Linked DNA regions of Homo sapiens: region 2 is linked to region 1. The links are chromatin loops, found by intact Hi-C in ENCODE. Cell type or tissue: ascending aorta. All regions are shown on one strand. Links, peaks and the distances in the headings refer to the core of each region. The heading gives the core; the rest is flanking DNA.

Evidence for each region. Peaks named below come from ENCODE experiments on the same cell type or tissue, not always from the same donor. Only the 100,000 strongest peaks of a DNase experiment are listed, where the experiment ranks them.
Region 2: it touches region 1 in a loop (4-fold over the local background); 18 of 110 quality-filtered maps call a loop at or near these places.

What each region holds. Positions count from the first base shown.
Region 1 is chr1:160,010,090-160,020,407 of GRCh38, forward strand. LOC124904436 (a long non-coding RNA gene) reads right to left here. Exons shown (of 4, transcript XR_007066682.1): 2 at 8,150-8,275; 3 at 7,522-7,640. It also overlaps the pseudogene RPL27AP2. Among named protein-coding and RNA genes, the nearest start is that of PIGM, 17 kb to the right of the region's middle. In ascending aorta, for the core only: no CTCF peak of the experiment used is centred there; no DNase peak of the experiment used is centred there.
Region 2 is chr1:159,155,855-159,166,172 of GRCh38, forward strand. No RefSeq gene overlaps it. Among named protein-coding and RNA genes, the nearest start is that of CADM3, 11 kb to the right of the region's middle. In ascending aorta, for the core only: a CTCF peak has its summit at 5,339 (motif pointing right); DNase peaks (open chromatin) are centred at 5,327 and 5,798; H3K27ac peaks cover 584 bases.

The DNA.
Region 1 (10,318 bases), core at 3,818-6,317:
AGGTGCATATAAATTTTAATGCAATTTGCTTAAGAACAATTAACAAAGTCACAATTTGAGAATCCTATTTGTTTCCCAGGAGAAAGGGAAACATCTGAACTGCATGCTGAGTACTAAGGAGACTTCAGGCCCTTAAAGAGGAATTTAACTAGAAGGTATCCCTGATTTGTCAGGCCCTTAAGACAATAAAACATATCTGTGTGATCATAAGACAGCCCCATCCTTCAACACTGACTAAAAAGCCTTAGGTGACATTGAACAAGCAGGCACATATCTCAGGACTTCAAGATTAGAGAGATGGAGCCCTCCATCTCTAGTCAAATAAAACACTAGTCACAGAATTTCTGTAAAGGAAGAGTATTAAGGACATTGTCCAATCTCCAGTTCTACGTACTTTCCCCTTCCACAATGTGTTTGGCAAATGGTCAGACTCCCTTTCTATTGTCCAGAGGCTAGGAGGAAAAGATTATCTTATTCCACATTAGAAACAAATGCTTATCCCCCAGGTGGCTATAAATCCCAGGTGGCATTCAGGTAGTTTCCCTTGTAACCTGCTGATGCAGCTGAAATTTTCTCAAGTATGGATTGGAAAAAAGAAGCTGCCTATCCATCTCTACCCTCCTTGCTAGGCTCTGGGAGGCATGCTGAATGCACAAAAGGCCCACTTTTCAACTTGAGAGTCAATACAAGTGGAATAGCCAGTGTTTCCAATTCAGCATGACAATCTGAGTCAATGCATTTAACACTCTCCCTTCGTAACTTGCAGCTGAAATGACCTATGCAAAAGAAGAGGACAAACACTCCACTCCTTGGTGTGACGGGACCAGAGATGAGTGACGATCATAAGACTGTCATTTTGTTGAGGGCAGTGTCAAATTCAAACTCCACCACCACCTTGAGAAGGAAACAGGTGCTGGAGCTCTCAAGGAGGGCCGGGTGGTCCCAGGGATGCTCAAGACTTGTTCACAGCACAGAAGGCATGGAGAATGGAGCAGAGGTTCTGATGAGGTTTGCTCTTGGGGAGGGCCGCCATGCTGGCTGGAGGGGTACTGCTGCCTGCCCCGGTGGGCTTCAGCTGCTGTGACAATCCCAGGAGGAGCCCTTCAGCCAGAGATGAGGCTGCCTACCTATGGCCACCTCTCTTCTTACTTCTCATACACCAAGACACTTCTAAGGTGGTTAAGGTCAACAAAATATAAACTTATTTCCTGTGCCAAGACTGAAAGGCTTTCACAGGGATGCATAATCTCTGAGAGAACACTTACCCATTCCCATGCTGGACAGGCATAAGCCTCCCATTGTAAGGATGAGAAAATGGAGGAAAATGACCACATATAGAAATAATGGGGCCAATATGAGGAGTGCCAGACAAACTTAATAAAATAATATTTATCTGGATTTATTCTAGCAAATTAGATTAAGAAGGATATTATTAGGGTTTATTAAGTAGTGTTAGACATTGGTAGGATTCATAATAAAAATACATACATGGCTTAAACTATGTGAAGCATATAAACCCTTAGAAAAATCTCTTATTATAATGTATTAAATTTAGAGAAGTCACAGGATAATATCAATAGATATTGAAGAGTCATTTGGTCTGATGAAATTCCACATATATTACTGATATTAATACAAAATCAAAACATCAGAGAACTATAAAAAGTATACTTCCTTGACACAATAAAAAAATGCTTACTTCATACCTAAAAGTCAAGCACAAGGGGCATTCCCATTAAAATTAGGTACCGTATAAAGATGCCTGCTATTATGAGCCTTGTGTTAGTCAAGGTTCTTCAGAGAAACAGAGCCAGTAGGATATGAGAGGGGATTTATGAGGGAATTGGCTGCTCACATGACCACAGAGGCAAAGTCCCACGACCAGCCACCTGTAAGCTAAAGAGAACCAGGGAACTCAGAACCAGGGAAGCTGACCGTGCAGCCTCCAGTCTGGGGCCAAAGGCCTGAGAGCCCTGGGAGGTCACTGGTGCAAGTCCCAGAGTCCAAAAGCCAAAGAACCTGGAGCCTGATGTCCAAGGGCAAGAGGAGGAAAAGCCTCCCACTCCAGAGGAAAGACAGCAGAGACAGAGAATCTGCTGTCTTTCTCCTGTTTGTTCCAACCAGGCCCCCAACCAGTTGGACAATGCCTGCCCCCATCGAGGGCAAGTCTTCTTCTCTCAGTCCACTGACTCACCCACCAATCTCTCCTGGAAACAGACACACCCAGAAACAAACCAGCCATTTAGGCATCTCTCAATCTCCTCATGTTAAAAATTAAAGTTAAAATTAACAGTCATAACGATTATTCAAAATGTGAGAAATTTTTAGGCAACTGTAATAAGGCGAGAAGAAAGAATTAGAAAGTATATATTTTGGAAAGAGAAGATAAAATTATAATTTTTTGCATGATGATATAATTACTTGAAACCCCAAGAAAATTAGCCACAAAACAGTTAGTACTAATTAGAGAATTCGTGTAATGTGTCCAATTGCAAAATAAATATACAAAACTTAATAGCATCCTGAAATGCCTTCAGGGATTAGGCAGACAACAAAAATGAATAAAGTACACTGGTGGGGACCTTTCCTGATGATGGGAAGCAATTGCCTCCCAGCTCCTGCACATTTTTGTCAAGGGAGACTGTGAGTCTAGAGTTGCCAGATATTCTGATTTTTAAGGAGAATTTGTAAAAACAGATTCTTGTATAAAACTTTCTGATTTTTAGATGCAGATAACTAATTCAAAAATATTCTGAACTAAATATATTCATAGGCTAGATATGGCCATGGGCCTCCAGTGTGCAACTTTTGATCAGTGCTTCCCTTTATAATTAATCTGCAAATATAGCAGAAGTAATGTGAAATGGTATAAAAAATTGATTAATCTTTGAATAGTGAATCATTTGAAATAAATTAAATTAAATTTCTACTTCTTGTATTATACCAAATAAAGTCTACAGGGTAATGATTTAAAGCAAAAAATGGAACTAAACAAGCAGTAGAAAATATATATATAGGAAAGTATTTATATAATTTCAAGTTGGGAAATGCTTTCTCAAAAATAACAAAAGAAAATATTTGCAAACTATTCATTTGACAAGGGACTAATATCTAAAATATACAAGAAACTCAACTCAATACCAAAAAAAAACAAATAATTATATTAAAAGTGGGCAAAGAATCGGAATAGACATTTCTCAAAAGGAGACATACAAATACACAATAAGTATATTTTTTAAATGCTTAACACCACTAATTAGGGAAATGCAAGTCAAAATCACAATGAGATATCACCTTATCCCAGTTAGAATAGCTATTATCAGGGAAAAAAACAAATGCTGACAAGGATGTGGAGAAGGGGAACTGTTATACACTGTTGGCGGGAATGTAAGTTAGCATAGTTACTACGATAAGAGTATGAAGATTTCTCGAAAAACTTAAAGTAGACCTACCATGCAATCCAGCAATTCCACTACTGGGTATTTATCCAAAGGAAAGGAAATCAGTGTATCAAAGGGGTATCTGCACTCCTATATTTAATGTAGGACTATTCACAATAGCATAGATATGGAAGCAAACTGTGTCCATCAAGGGGAAAATGGATAAAGAAAATGTATATATACACAATGGAATACTATTTGGCCATAAAAAACGGGATGAAATCCTATTATTTGCAGCAACATGGATGGAACTAGAGGTCATTATGTCGAGTGAAATAAACCAAGCACAGAAAGACAAATCACTCATATGTGAGAGCTAAAAAATTTGATCGCAGGGAGTTAGAGAGTAGAATGATAGATACCAGAGGGCGGGAAGGGTGTGTATGTGGATGGGGGGGATGAAAAGAGGTTGATTAATGAGTAAAAACAAACACTTAGACGAAAGGAAAAAGCTGTAAAGTTTGATAGCAGAGTGAGGTGACTATAGTTAACAACAATACCTTGTATATTTCAAAATAGCTGGGAGAGAAGACTTGAAATGTTCCCAATACAAAGAAATGATAAATGTTTGAGGTGGTGAATATCCTAAATGCCCTGACTTGATCACTACACATTCCATGCATGTATCAAAATAGCACTTGTACCCTATAAATACATACAAATATGTATCAAAAAATAATGTCTACAATAACAACATTTTAAAAATAGCAACAGAGAAATCACAAAAAGAAAAACTGGCCTAAATTACATATATTTTTTAACCATTTCAGATCAAAAAATAAAAGGCCAATGGCAGACTAGAAAAAATATTTAAAACACATAGACTCAATATCCATTTATAGAGATACTGGTCCTACAAATCAATAACAAGCATCTTCAGAGAATATTGAGTACAGGATATAGAAAAGCAAGTCATTAAATTAGAAATGCCAATAGCTAACAAGTGTAAGACAAAAACATTCAACCTCACAAGTAATCAAATAAATACAAATTAAACCACTGATGAGATACCATTTTCCCTATTGATTTGACAAACATTTTTGAAATTGTTTTTGAGACCCAGTGTTAACAAAGGCATTTATTTTTGGTAGAAGTGGACATTAATTCAGCCTGTAGAAAAATTTGGCAATATGCGTCAGAACTCTTTGACTCAGCAAGTCTACTTCTCAAAGTTTAGACTAAGGAAATAGGAATATACTGTATACAAGGATTTAATTGCAAGGATATCATTATTTTTTTGAAGCATTGTCTCACTCTGTCACCCAGGCTGGAGTGCAGTGGTACAATCATAGCTCACTGCAGCCTTATCTCCCAGGCTCAGTCTCCCAAGTAGCTGCGACTACAGGTACACACCAGCATGCCTGGCTAATTTTTGTTTTTTAATAGAGACAAGGTATCCGTATGTTTCCCAGGCTGGTCTCAAACTTCTGACCTCAAGCAATCCTCTTGTCTCAGCCTCCCAAAGCGCTGGGATTACAAGCGTGAGCCACCACAGCCAGCCAGGATGGCATTATTGACACACTAGCAGAACACAAAAACAAAAACAAAAACCAGAAACAATGCGAACACTGATAAATAGCTAAATTCGTACATTCATACTGTGAAATTCTTGGCGGTCATTTAAAGTCTGTAGAAAGTCTTGAAGAATATTTATTATTATTAAAAGATAGGGGCCCAGCTGGGCACGTTGGCTCACGCCTATAATCCCAGCACTTTGGGATGCCAAGGCAGGTGGATCACTTGAGGCCAGGAGTTTGAGACCAGCCTGGCCAACATGGTGAAACCCCATCTCCACTAAAAATACAAAAATTAGCTGGGCATGGTGGTGTATGCCTGTGATCTCAGCTACTCAGGGGGCTGAGGCAGGAGAATCACTTGAACCCGGGAGGTGGAGGTTCCAGTGAGCAGAAATCGGGCCACTGCACTCCAGCCTAAGTGACAGAGTGAGACTCTGTCGAAAGAAAGAAAGAGAGAGAGAGAGAGGGAGGGAGAGAGGGAGGGAGGAAGGAAGGAAAGATAGGGACTGGGTGCAGTGGCTCACTCATGTAATCCCAGCACTTTGGGAGGCTGAGACAGGCAGATTACTTGAGCCCAGGAGTGTGAGACCCCCCTTGGCAACATGGTGAAATGCCATCTCTCAAAAAAAACAAAAAACAAAAAAACAAAAACAAAAACAAAACTTAGCTGGGTATGGTGGCGCACACCTGTAATCCCAGCTGCCTGACACGCTGAGGTGGGAGGAACACCTGAGCCCAGGAGGTTGAGGCTGCAGTGAGCTATGATTGTGCCACTACACTCCAGCCTGGGTGACAGAATAAGATCCTGTCTCCAAAAAAAAAAAAAAGAAAAAAAGAAAAAGAAAAGAAAGAAAGAAAGATAGTCACAATACATTGCTAAGTTTTTTTTAAGTTTATTTTAAATTAAAATGAATAGTATGACTCCAAACTCTACAGTATATATACAATGATCTGGAAGAATACAACCTTAGATATTAACAGTGGTTATCCCTGGATGGTGGAGTTATGATTATTGTGTTCCAAATTTCCTATTTAAAAATTTTGCTTCTGTTTTACTATAAGGAACATATTGTTTTGATAACAAGTAAGATTTTTATTTTTACTTAAAAAATAAAGCTGGGGTCCTCAGGTGGACTAACTGACTGTTACAGTTACTTAGCTATATTAGAAAGAGCTGGACATAGTTCTTATGGCTGTTTACTCTGTGTGTGTGTGTGTGTAAATATATATACCATATATAATCAGTAAGCCTACCTTTCTACTTATGTTTTGCTTGGACTGCTTTAAACCAAACGCATATGCCAAAAGCCAATAAAGAGATCCACCCCAGACATATGCAAAATACTACAAGAGAGCTTAGGCAGGCTTTAATTTAACAATTAAAGGATTGTTAAAATTAAAATTTTATTGCAAATAATCTACAAAGCTGCATGTAGTTTATTAGAGTTGCCTATAAGTATCTGGTTTATCTATGACCACTTAATATAGTTAATGGACCTTATGCAAATATATACAGGCTCAAAAAGAGACTTAATGGCAGACTTGGCCTTCCTTCCATGCCCAGTTAACAGGGGATGGCTCCCAGCCCCTCAAACACACAGAAAGATAAAACTAGAGAGATTTTGCCAACAATTTAAGCAAGGAAAAATCTAGAGCTGCAAAGTGTGTAACATTTACTAGACTACTATGAGAATAGATTCATAAACAACACAAGTGTCCAAAATAAACTATCATATAGAGAAATTACAAACATCTATAAAGAACTATAAATTAAGAGCCCAAACTTTGGCCGGGTGCAGTGGCTTACACCTGTAATCCTAACACTCTGGGAGGCTGAAGCAGGAGGATAGCTTGAGCCTAGGAGTTTGAAACCAGCCTGGGCAACAAAGTGAGACCTCATCTCTACAAAAAATCAAAAAACAAAAATTAGACAGGCATGGCAGCATGCACCTGTGGTCTTAACCACTTGGGAGGCTGAGGCAGGAGGATCGCTTGAGCCCAGGAGGTCAAGGCTGAAGTTAGCCATAATGGTATCACTGCACTCCACTCCAGCCTGGGCAACAGAGTGAGACTCTGTCTCAAAAAAAATAAAAAAAAAAATCCCACACTTTAAAAATAATACAGCATTTCTCTGACTTAACTGACTTCTCCCCAGTTTCCTTTGCCCATTGCTGCCCAGCTAGATTATCTAATATTACAGTGCCCAGAGCTCGGTCTTAGGCCCCCCAAGCAATCCCACCCAGGCCCTTGTCTTTAAGCAACATTTATAATCTGGTGATTCCCAAATATATATCTGACTGTCCCTCTGACTTCCTCACTAAGACTGCTGACATCTCACACTTGACACGATCGATTCCAAACCGTCTTCCTCCCTAAAACTACTCCTTCCATCAGTCTTCATAATTCAGTGAAGAACATTACCATCCATCTAGTTGCCCAAGCCAAAAGCCTAGCACCCACTTTGGATTTCCCTTTTCTTTTCCCTGACACCAAATCCGTCAACAAGTTCTGCCAGTTCTCTCCCCAAGATACAAAAATGCATGCTGAATCAACCCACTTCTTACCATCTCTAGTACTGTCACTCTTATTCAAGCCTTCACAGAATCCATTCTCCATTGAGCAGCTGGAGTGTTTTTCAAAAAATGTAATTCATATCTGCTTAAATCTCTTCAGTGGCTTTCGGCTGCACATAGGAAAATAAACAAGCAAACAAAAAAAAAAACCTCTGAACTTCTCACCATGATGCAATCAAGCCTCTGAATGCCCTTCTTCTACTCTTTACTCCTTGCAGATAATTCTCTAGCCACAAGAGCCTTTTCTATTTCTGGGATGCCAAGTTCATCCTACCTGAAGGCCACTGCACTTTTTGTTCCCTTTGCCTGAAAGTCCCCCACTCTATTCCTACCCAAACCCTATTAATTAGTTTTTAAAATATTAAGAAATTGTGAATGTGCCTTGAGAGCATGCTGCGTGTAAGTGGCAATCAGAAGACTTGGGTATTAGTCTCGCACACTTTTCAAGATAGGACACCTGCTCTAAACCAATATGATAATGACTTTGGTCAACAACCAAGGTGATTCCTTGGCTCATGATTTCCCCTTCTCTGGTACAAGTCCCAACAGCTAACTCCTCTCTTGTTAATTTAAAACCCAAATATAGAGATCTGGAAACGAGGTCACTGGAGTTGGTCACCTGCTGTGGAAGTCCCCAAACTGTCCAATTTCTTGCCTCCCCAGACTTCCTTGTTCAGTTCTTTCCTAGGGATTTATGGATTGTCCAGTATCCTTTAAGTCCTTTAGCTAAAGTTGGTTTCTGTAACTTAAAATTGAAAAGAACGTTAGAAGAATCCCTTCTTAATTGTCTGGTTAGCTTCCTAGAACTCAGCTTTACAGAACCATTCTCTTAGTATTGGCTACCCCAGGGCATCTGTGGAATCTAAACTCAGCATGGATATTGACATATGTAGAACAACTTAATATTCATCTTCCCCACCTCATATTCATGCGTGCACATGCATGCGTGTGCACACACACATATTCTCTCTCTCTCTCTCTCCCCCTTTCTCTCCCCACACTGCATTCTTTCCAAGTCCTCTCATCACCCTTTGTACTTTTCTCCAGCATCCACCAGGCTGGATTTGTTCTGCCTTGATGTTTTCTCACAGTTCATCCTTCCACTGCATGCTGGGCTCCCAATATTTGTTATAAAATTAGGAACCTTATTTATGTATGTAAAGAGGCCTTCTGCATGCACAATCAATAAATGTGAGCTCAAAATGAACCCTTTCTCTCCTACGAGGCACTCACTTCCCTTGCCTTTCCTGGGTTATCTTCTATTTCATTGTCCCTGGTAGCTATGTTCTAATCACCAAGGCAGGGGTTTTACTTTTTGGAGGTCAGAGAACCCTTTGAATGCTACAGACACATTTTACAGAAAAAATGCACACAAATACACACACATTTTGCACACAACCAAGGTTTATGGGCTTCTGATTAAAACCACTTTACCAAGGAAAAGACTTCTGTGACCATCCGCCACCCCCATACACACACACCACTAATTCCTACCCTTCACTAGCAGTGACTCATCCATGCCTTTGCTGCCAGACACCAGTAAAATAAACCTGGTTCCTCTCTCCTAATATTTGTTATGTTGAGAGATAGAAAAACAAAAACACAAAGCATCCCCAACAATTATAGGCAGTTACACTTAAGACCCATTAAAAGTGTCCCCCATTAGAACACTTCCCCAAGGCAAACACTTTATAATTTCCTAGATTACTAGTTTAATGCACAAGTTACGTTTTAAATGCTTTTCTTTACAGGGAGGCATTCTTGGACCCTGGCTGAGATTAGGAAACAGCCAAGGCTTAGCAGCACACTTACCAAGAATTTCTTAGGTGGGTTATTTTCTGGGAAGATTATCACAGTGAATAATCTCATCTATTTTACTGTCAATTTCAGAGGGTGACATTTTTGGCCCTGTTCTCAGTTCTAGAGATATTGTCAAGTTGAAACTTGCAGCTTCTTATATGCTAACTCTATCTTCTAATTAGAAAAGAGGTTAGAAAATGCTGGAGCTTTCTGGGTTGCCTTCCCCAAGCTAAATTAGAGTCTACTGAAGAAAAGGAAAGGTGGAGAAGAGACAGAAGGACCGGGTGGATGCAGTAGAGTAAGAACCATACGATCAAAGGCAGGTCAGGGACTAGACAGAATAGTCTTTCTATCCTACCAATGCCAGTGGCTCATGAATGGCCCCAAGCCCCTAGGACTTCTCTTAAGCCCAATCTGACTCCCCATGGGGTCATGGATGCATTTATTTTGTCTGATGAATTGCTTTTCATTAGAGTCAACATGGAATAGAGCAGGATTTCTCAATGTAATAGAATGAAAGTCTGTGTCCTCCAAAATTTCAAATGTTGAAAACTAGGATCCCTTTCTTGCCTCCACTTCCTTGTTAGCAGGGACCCTAAGCTCTACTCCCATTGCCCTCAGCCACCCACCCTCAACCTTGATCGGGACCTCCAGGCCGCACCTGACCGTCAGCAGGGCAGTGCAGCTCAGGTGGGTCCAGGGCGGAGCCCTGTTCAGCCTGAGATTCGGGTCTCGAAGACACATGGGCCCCTCAACTTTGCCAAATGCTCCAGATGGCAGGTCCTTGGCCCACAGGCCTACAGGCCCATCTCAGGCTGGCAAGCATCGCCCCTGCTCCTTCTTCCTTAGGCCTTACCACTAAGCTTCTTTTTCCACACAGCCATCCAGACTGAGGAAATGTAGTCACCACAGGACCCAGAAATTTTGGAGCCAGGTGAGCCACAGCCTCTGCCGCATCAGCAAGCACTGAAAGCACCCAGGTGGCCGT
Region 2 (10,318 bases), core at 4,236-6,735, 850 kb before region 1:
TTGATTCTTCCTATCCATGAGCAAGGAATGTTTTTACATTTGTTTGTGTCCTCTTTTATTTCCTTGAGCAGTGCTTTGCAGTTCTCCTTGAAGAGGTCCTTCACATCCCTTGTAAGTTGGATTCCTAGGTATTTTATTCTCTTTGAAGCAATTGTGAATGGGAGTTCACTCATGTTTTGGCTCTCTGTCTGTTATTGGTGGAGAATAGGAATGCTTATGATTTTTGCACATTGATTTTGTATCCTGAGACTTTGCTGAAGTTGCTTATCAGCTTAAGAGTTTTGGGGCTGAGAAGATGGGGTTTTCTAAGTATACAATCTTGTCATCTGCAAACAGGGACAATTTGACTTCCTCTTTTCCTAATTGAATACCCTTTATTTCCTTCTCCTGCCTGATTGCCCTGGCCAGAACTTCCAATACAATGTTGAATAGGAGTGATGAGAGAGGGCATCCTTGTCTGGTGCCAGTTTTATAAGGGAATGCTTCCAGTTTTTGCCCATTCAGTATGATATTGGCTGTGGGTTTGTCATAAATAGCTCTTATTATTTTGAGATACCTTCCATCAATACCTAGTTTATTGAGAGTTTTTAGCTTGAAGGGGTGTTGAATTTTGTCAAAGGCCTTCTCTGCATCTATTGAGATAATCATGTGGTTTTTGTCGTTGGATCTGTTCATGTGATGGATTACGTTTATTGATTTGTGTATGTTGAACCAGCCTTGCATCCCAGGGATGAAGCTGACTTGATCATGGTGGGTAAGCTTTTTGATGTGCTGCTGGATTTGGATTGCCAGTATTTTATTGAGGATTTTCACATCAATGTTCATCAGGGATATTGGTCTAAAATTCTCTTTTTTTGTTGTGTTTCTGCCAGGCTTTGGTATCAGGATGATGCAGCCAGGACTATTTGATATGTTAATAATCCCTCACTTGTCTACGTGTAACCATCCCTGCTGCCTTTCTGCCAATCAGCTACACCACCAACAGAGCAATTATAATTTTTCTTGAAGGCAAAACCCCTTAAAGTTCTCTCTTGTCTAAAGAAGAGACTAAAAGCCATCTGTGATCTGATTCCCGTCCATTTTTGCAACATCAGTTACTATTATCCCCCAGCCTCCCCTCTCAGCTTACATTTTACAATAAGTACTTAGAGTTCTCAAAATGAAAAAAAAAAGGTTCGTTTTCCATACTAATATGACTTGGTATGCTGCAATGGTTTCTCTTTTTGGAATGCCTTTCTCCTGTCTCCACCCTCACATCTGTCTGGAAGACTGTTCCTCCTCTTTGAAGACTCAGTTTCAATCACCTCATTTTTTATAATATCTTCCCTGACATCCACCACAACCCCAAGCAGACTGGATCACACCCATCTTCACACCATTACTGCACCCTGTGCATATGGCTATCGGAGGACTGAGCACTCTGTAACGTACTCAATTTTGTGAATCTCTGTTCCTACCAGAGAGAGAGAAACTTGAGTTTTTTTACCCTTGATAGTCTGGGCAGTGCCTGGCACATGGTAGTTGTTCAATGTATGTTTACCAAAGAAAAAGAATCAACAATCAAAACCACTAGAACAGGTCTTTGTCCTCCTAGACACATATCATCCTATAATACCACAGTTCTTGATTTTTGTAATGCAAGTATTAGATGGGAACTCTTAAAATGACACTGAGAACTTTAGGCTTCTTCTGCTGGTCTACTTCAAAGTGGTAGAACGTTCAACTTTCTCCAGAGCTCCAGTTTTCATATCCAGTCTATTCAATATTTCCTACTTGATGGGTTGCCCTCAGCTTAAACTCAATGTAATCTAACAAAATTGTTACAAATTGATTATGTCTCCTGCAAATTTAGATGTTAACACTCTAATCCCTCATGTATTTAGATGTGAGTCCTATGAGAGGTGATTTGGTCATGAAGGTGGAACTCTAATAAATGGAATTAGTGTCATTATAAGAAGAGACACAGGGAGACAATCTCTTTTTCCACCATGTGAAGACACATTGAGAAGGTGGCTGTCTGCAAACCACGAAGAGGACACTCAACAGGAATCAAATCCACCAGTACCTTGATCTTGGACTTCCCAGCCTCCAGAACTGTGAGAAACCAAAGTCTGTTGTTTAAGCCACATAGTTTATGGTATTCTGTTTTAGCAGCCTCAAGTAAGACACTAATCCTCCTTCATTCCAAAATACTAAACCCCACAAAAAGCTTCTCCTAATTCCACTATTTCTTTTCATGGTTCAGCATTTTCCAAGTCACTCAAAAGCCAAAACTGAGAGCTGCCTCAGCCTTCTCCCTCTGTCTTGCTTCCCATAACCAACACCAAACGTAGCACCTCTTTTCCATTCCCAATTCCACTGCCCTTGCTCAGGACTCTTTTACTTTGTTCCTGGATTTCTATAATCATCTTTTAACTCATATTCTTAGAATAAGCATTTAATTTAAAAAAAATTAATCATTCAATACATAGGCACACATTATAAAAATATGAAGTATATAATATGGACAATTATAGTCCCCCTTATGACTTAAGTCTCACTCCTGGCCCAGAAAATAATTTTCCAAGTTTAATATGCATCTGAACAATAGAAACACTCAAGTGCCTACTATGTGCCAGGCGCTATTTAAAGCAATTTAAATAGATTAATTTATTTAATTTTCACATCATACCACCCTAGGGGTCATGTAAAATTATCTCTATTTTCCACACAATGAAAAAAAATGCTGAGGCGGTTAAGTATCTTGCCTGAAGTCACACAGCCAGTAAGTAACTATTCATTTACTTAAACACATATTTATATGCATATAAGATTTTACATACACATATGTATATGTTTTATGCTTTTTTCCCATTTTACACAAAAGGGATAGCAGTATGTGTATTTTCTTTGTATTTTCACTGAACAACATACCTTCTGTATCTTTCTATGTTGGTAGATATAAATTTACCTCATTCTTTTTAACTGCAATGTGTTATTACAAAGTATGATATAGCATAATCTATTTATCCAATTCACTATTGATGAATATTTATGTTGTCTTCAATTTTTCACTACTGGAAAAAAATGATGTGATGCATATCTCTGCACATAAATCAGAGCACTCATGTGTGAACAGATCTATAGCATAATTTGTAGAAATAGCACTGCTGGTATTTCTATTTTTAATTCTGATGCATTCTGCCAAAATATCTCCAAAAAGGCTGTGCCAATTTACATCCTCCCTAACAATATATAAAGGTGCCTATTTCCCTAAGCACTTGCCAACACTGAGTATTATCCATCATTTTAATTTTTTAACAATCTGATGGGTTCTTTGATGCTTTTTAACAGTCTAGGATCTCTTTGGTGCTATAACTTGTATTTCTCAAAATCCAAATGCCGTTGATCATCTTTTCAAATGTTTATTAGACAACTGTATTTTTTTTCTGAGAATTCATACTCATATCCTTTGCCCAATTTTCTCTTGGACTGTTTGTCTTTTTTATGTTTATTTGCTGACTATTTTGCATGTTAGCAATTTTGATACTTTGGCATATATATTGCAAATAAAATCTTCCCAGTCTGTGACTTACTTTTACATTTTGTCTATGGGTCTGCAATTATATCAGTTTTAAAAATTATGCAGTAAATCTTATCGGTCCTTTCCTTTATCGACTCTAGGTGTTGTGTCTTGCTTAGGAAGGTCTTTCCCACTCTAAGATTAAGTATATTTTTCGACAGTTTTTGCAAACATTTTTAGTGTTGTTTGGTTTATAAAATTTAGCACAAGTCCACCTGAAATATATTGTCGTATATGGCATAAGGAAAGGCTAAACCTATCCCATACCAACTGACAAACAGATAACCAATTATTCTAATGTCTTTAAACAGTACAACCCTCTAGTCACTGATTAGAAGTGTAGTATATAATGAAGGTAGCACTCTTCATACACTAAATTTCCAAGTTGGTTTGTAACTACACTCTCTCTTCTGCTCCATGGTTCTATTTATGTATTCCTGTGCCAAGATTTCATGTTTTAATTGCTATAATTTTAAAGTTGCTTAGGATAGCTAGAAAATCATCCTCCCCCTTAGCCCCATGTGTTTAAAAAATTATGGCTATTTACTCTTGACTTTATCTTCCAAGGGAATGTTAGAATAGGCTAGTCAAGTTCCATAAAATATCTTATTGGAATTTAGCATAGTATTGCATCAAATTTATAAATTAAAAATTACCATCTTTACCACAATGAATCTTAGAATTAATATTTAAATACCAATTCAACAACATAACGTCCTGCTACAATTTTTTTTCCAACTGACATTGGGATAAAGATAAAGCTCTTCAGTGTCTAGTTTTCAAATCCCACCTCCCAAATTTGGTTTAAACTAGCCATCTCATCAAATTGATTTCCCTTATTTTTCATCCACAAAGCTTTTCAAACCAGTATACTGATTCTATCCTAAATAATCCTTCATTCCCTGTGCTAGAGATGCCATGCAATTAGGAAAGGGATAAAGCAGTTATATTCTTTGTCTACACATCCTCACTTTGAAGTGCTAACATTCTGGGTCTATCCAAGATCCATCATTACCCTTTAACAAGGCAAGAATAGGTATACTTTTCCTTATTAACTTAAACAGATTTGAGTTTGCAGGGGGAAAAATAGAGCTTTTTATGATTAAATAATCTACGACAATACAGTCATCCCTCAGTATCTGCTGGGGATTGGCTGCAGGACGCCCACACCCTTGCCACAGGATACCAAAATCTGCACATACTCAAGATCTACAATTGACCCTGTGAAAACAGCGGAACCAGCAGAACCAGGAAACTGGCATATAGAAAAAGTCTGCCCTCCCTATCTGCAGTTTGCCCATCCGGAGAATATTGTTTGGTTGCAGATATGGAGCCTGGAGATACAGAGGGCAAACTGTATTTATTGAAAAAAAAATCCATGTATAAGTGGATCCACACAGTTCAAATCCATGTTGTTCAAGGGTCAACTTGTTTTTTCGTCATTCATGGGAAAGAGAACTTGGTGTTGAGCAAGGAAACAGATAATGTGATCTGAAGCTTGAGGAGACCTCACTGGGTCCAAACTCTCAACATGCAGGAAAGAATTCATGCAGTCTTTGACAGATCGGTAAATATTAAAAAGAAGTGAGAAAAGGTTAGAAGAACTGAGATAACACTACCTGAGAAGAGAAGACTAAAATTAAACTGAAAAATGTTTCAAGTGTGTGTTAAAACTTGGAGGAGGTGGGAGTTGGGTCTGCCAAGAAGTCTGGGAGAGGCTGCATTACAGCAAAGTCACCACACTGAGGGAGCAGAGGATCAGGAATGACAAAGGGTCAGGGTGGCCACACGAGGGTAGCAGAGAGCAGGTTAACAGAGAGACCTTGGCGAAAGTGAAAAAAGTTATTGGAACTGAAAATCTAGATCCAAGCAGTGCTTTATACTCGGACAGTGAACACAGGGCAAGATTCTATGGTACACTCAGAGAAACAGAGGAACATCTCCCTGCTCTAGGGTGAAGAGGTCACAGAGAAAGGTAACTAACAAACATGTATTGGGTTCTATGCTAGGAGTTTTACATAAATGTCCTCATTTAATAATCTTTATAAGCCTACAAGATAGACAATAACAATGTCTGATGTTTAACACATGAAAAGACTGATCTCAAATGACATAAGTGGCACAGCTGGTATTTAAGCCCAGATGAGTCCACTTTCTAAATCCAGGCTTTCTCACTCTCCTGCACTCTTCTGCCTTTCCAATGAGTCAGAAGTGTCTCCTTGGAGCTGGGCCCAGAACCTGGTTAACTTTCTCAAAGCAGCACACACAGTCGTTCCTAGGCCTTCACAGTCCACATGAAAAAAAGCTATGGCCTTTTGTGAACATGGTGAGAACACCAAATGTATCTGCATCCATTCTTGGCTTAGCCACAAGGAATAGCAGCAGCAGTCATCAGCCTGACAGGTATGGGCACACAGGCACAGCGGTCCACAAGGAAGCCCTGGGACTGGAAACTGGTGGCAAACCTCAACAGATGTCACCTTGCTAGGGCATACTACTTTCAGTAATAGCAAGCTCTGGGATTTTAGGGTTTAAAAAGATTTTAAGACCAAAATGCACCACAAGAAACAGATTAAAAATAATCTGAAAAGAAACAGGTTAAAAATAAAGAACAGTAAAAAACATACAAGAGGGCATGGAATAGCATATCATAGCTTATCATGTTCAACTCATGACCATCAGCCATAGCCTCACTCACCTACTGGACCTGTCCTGAACAAAACTATTTAAGTGAAAAGGATCAGAGAAAAAGTACTAAAATGATAAAAGAAATGGCAGAAGGTTAAGAATTAGGACATTTCACCTAATGTAGAGGAGGTTAAGGGGCAATTTAATAACAGTCTTAAATCCTCTAGAGGGACATTATATAGAGGCTCATAAAAAGAAAGAGATATCTTATTTCATGAACCAGAGGAAAAAAGTCTTAAATGGCAGTAGGAGGTTTACTTTGGACCTAAGACAAAAGTTCTTGCTTGTAAAAATCAAAGTGTAAAATCAAAGAATGTGAACGCTCTTCTCTAAATAAACCAGCATTTAATAAGCACCTATTATGTGCCAGCTACTGTTATGTGCAATATCCCCTAAGTTCCTGGCAACTCGACTTTGATCAAAGTTGACAGGGTTTGTTTCCTCATGGAATTTACATTTACTGGGAGAAGGAATAAAGACAATAATAAACAAAAGATAAATTATTAGGAAAATAGAAGAAAATGACAAGTGATTGCAAGGGAATGAGATGGCCTTTTTGAGGAAGTTAATTTAGGCTGAGATGTAAAAGCAGAAGTGGCTTAGCATGAAGCAGGGCAGGAGCGTTCTGGTTCAGAAGGAAGAGCCAGTGCAATGGCATAGAATGGGAATGGGCTTGATGTGGTGGAGATACAAAAAACAAACAAACAAACAAAAAACAGATACTGTGGCCATGGGGTTACATGAGGTTAGAGAGATAGGGAAACGCCAGATTACACAGGATCTTACAAACAAGGTCAGCAATTGCTGGAGAGGAAGAGTCAAGAAAATTTGTTGAAAGACTCAGTGATATTTTTTGGTTTTACACCTTAACACAACTGTGTTCTAATGAGCTACTTACACGTATGGTTCCCTCAGGAGCTAATGAGCTCTTGTCAGTAGACCCAGGCTATGGTGAGTCATTTCTCAGGCTTGTCAGGGCATAGGAATCACCTGGGAGCACCTGTTAGCACTATGGTCAGCAATCTTTATTGTTAACCTAGAACCGAAATATCCTAAGCATCTGTATCATTTGTAACAGGTGGCTCCAGGTAACTGTTTGGATCAGGCACAGATGGGTATGCTGGTTTACTGGCATGACCAAGTTTTAGAGACACACCTAAATTAAGATCTCAGCCCCACCAGTTAAGGTGTGACTTGTAGGAAGTTACAAAATTCCTGTGCCTCATTTTCCTCATCTGTAAAATGAGAATAATACTACCTACAAGTCATGTGGTTGTGCATAAGACTAAATGATAGAGCATAAGCAAGGTGCCAAGTGCATAGTAGGCACTCCATTAATGCTGAATACATAAATACATGCATGAACATATGAAACCTATGGGTAAATAAAAAGCTAAATATATTCACATTCACTCTTTGTAATGCTTGCTGTTTTGAGCCTGCAATGTTCCTTACCACCAGAAAGAGCCCAAGATCTCAGATAATGAAGGTAGGATCCTGGATAAGAAAAAAAACCTCCACATTCTGCCTCCTACTTAGCCTTTCTTCTTCTCTCTCCTCCCATTCAATTGGCCTAGCTATTCTGACTCACCACCCCCTACCCCTTTCCCACCTCTACCCTCCCCTGAAACGGAAAAAAAAAAAACCTCACTTGGCTTTCCTCCCCCTCCAATCTGCCCTAGAGATGACCCCCAGCTCGTTGCCAGGGAGATGGTCTGGGTAACAGGTGCTACTGAGGGAAGGCTTTTTCTGTCAGGAACTGCTTAGGGTGACCAACCATCCCAGTTTGCTCAGGACTTTCCCGATGTTAGCACTGAAAGTCCTGAAAAACGACTCAGTCCCTGGCAAACTGGGACAGTGCTCATAATCCTTCACGCTTTACTCTACAAAACCTTATGTCGCTGCACACAGTTGTCAGCATCTGTGTGCCCTACAGCACTGTCCACCCTGCGTATTGGTGTCTGGGTCCTGTAACAGTGTTCTGCGTGCTATCTCTACCTTACCCATAGGAGCTAAGACAGGACCACACTCACTGGGTCCTATTTAATCTCATGGTACTGGATTTGGGTCTCCAGAAGGGTCAGGCTTCTGTATCAAATGATGCGTATCCCTCCAATCCATCCATCCACTACTGCCAGAGTTATCGCTCTAAAATGTAAATCTGGCACTGACATTTCCCTGCTTAAAATCCTTCCTTGACTCCTTGTCTGCAGAATAAAGAGCAATCTCTAGCATAAATTCCTTTCAAAATTTAGCCACAACTAACCATGCTGCTTCCTGTTTTAGTGTTTTTGCATATGCCATACCCTCTTTTGTAATGTCTTTCATCCCTTAACCTGCCCCACACCTAGTCTTAAGGTTTTTCACAAATTTACTCTTTGCCTCCTCTCTTCTCTCACTGTGCCTTATACATAATTTTACTGTAGCACTTATCACATGATGTAGTGATTGTGTGTTCGCAAGCCTATCTTCTCTACTGAACTATGAGTTCCTTGAAGGTAGATTTCATGACTTACTCATCTTTGTGTTCTCAAGTGACTAGCACCAGACGTTGACATTTTGTTGTAGCATTTTTTAACATCCACTTCTATTTTATGATTCTGAAAAGAAAACCATGACTGTCAGATTGGTCTTAATTACCAAGTATTTTGCATCCCCAAATATTATCCTATCCCCAACCCTCGCATTATCCTTCACAGCTAAAATGAGTCTCAAAAATGGGGTGGTAATTGGGAATAAGGGTAAGACCACCCGCTGAATGTTTTATTCTATATATTTTTAAAAGCTAGGAGCTTATAAATTTTTTAATAGGCTGCAACAAAACATCCAGGTCAAAACAATTTCAACTAGCATTGTGCAGGCACATAGACACGCAAAAAATAAAATGAAATAAATCGCCAGGCGTGTTGACTCACTCCTGTAATCCCAGCACTTTGGGAGGCTGAGGCAAGTGGATCGCTTGATGTCAGGAGTTTGAGACCAGCCTGACCAACATGGTGAAACCCCCTCTCTACTAAAAATACAAAAATTAGCCCTGCGTGGTGGCATCCATGTGTAATCCCAGCTACTCGGGAGGTTGAGGCAGGAGAATCGCTTGAATCCAGGGGGGCAGGAGTTGTAGTGAGTCGAGATTGCACCACTGCACTTCAGCCTGGGCAACAGAGTGAGACTCATCTCAAAAATGATAATAATAATAAATTAATATTTTTAGTAAGTAAATAGTAAATAATAAATAAAATAAAACTATAAATGAATGAATAAATGATCAAGAAGTTCTCTTCTGGACATAATAACTTTTTGTGTTCTTATACACAAACACATTTGTTTCCCAGGCATGATATAAAATTATAAGACTTTTGCTTGATTTTGTTTATACTAACAAATATACCAGAATGACGCTGCTCGGAAACTTTCTAGAACTCCTATTTGGTAACTGCCTTAAGAACCAACAAATAAGTTAGCTTATAAGTCATTTACTATTACTTTACAGCCAAGTCTTATTTGTTAATATTACACAACACGAACCACCAACTTATCCATAAGGCTTGAATCTCAAAGATGTCTGGCTATTTATTAAATTAAAAGCCAGACTCAAAGGATAAACATTCTCCACAACTGAAGTCATGCAAAAGGCTGTGGCAGGTTCTAAAATCAATTCCAAAAATTATAAAACGTACTTCAGGTAAGTGGATGAAAATATTTGTATATTAGGATCAGTTACTTTATTTTGGGGCATATTATATCAATGTGATCACATGCATATATAGCTGCAGGGGGTATGCCAATGAAGTGTAGTTATATGCATGTATGTGCTTCTGGGAATAAAATGATTTGTCAAGCCTATGTATTTACAGACATATCATTTGGGATTACCTCAGAATTAACTAAGAATCTATACTTTTTCAGTTTCTACACAAAGCACTCGGATAAATGAGATTCACAAAATATCATTCCTGCCCTCAAAGAGCACATGGAGGAGAAAAACATAGACAAATCACTGCAACACAAAGAAGTGTAACAGTGGAGATATATATTCAATACAGTGGTAGCACCTAGCAAGGAGTGATT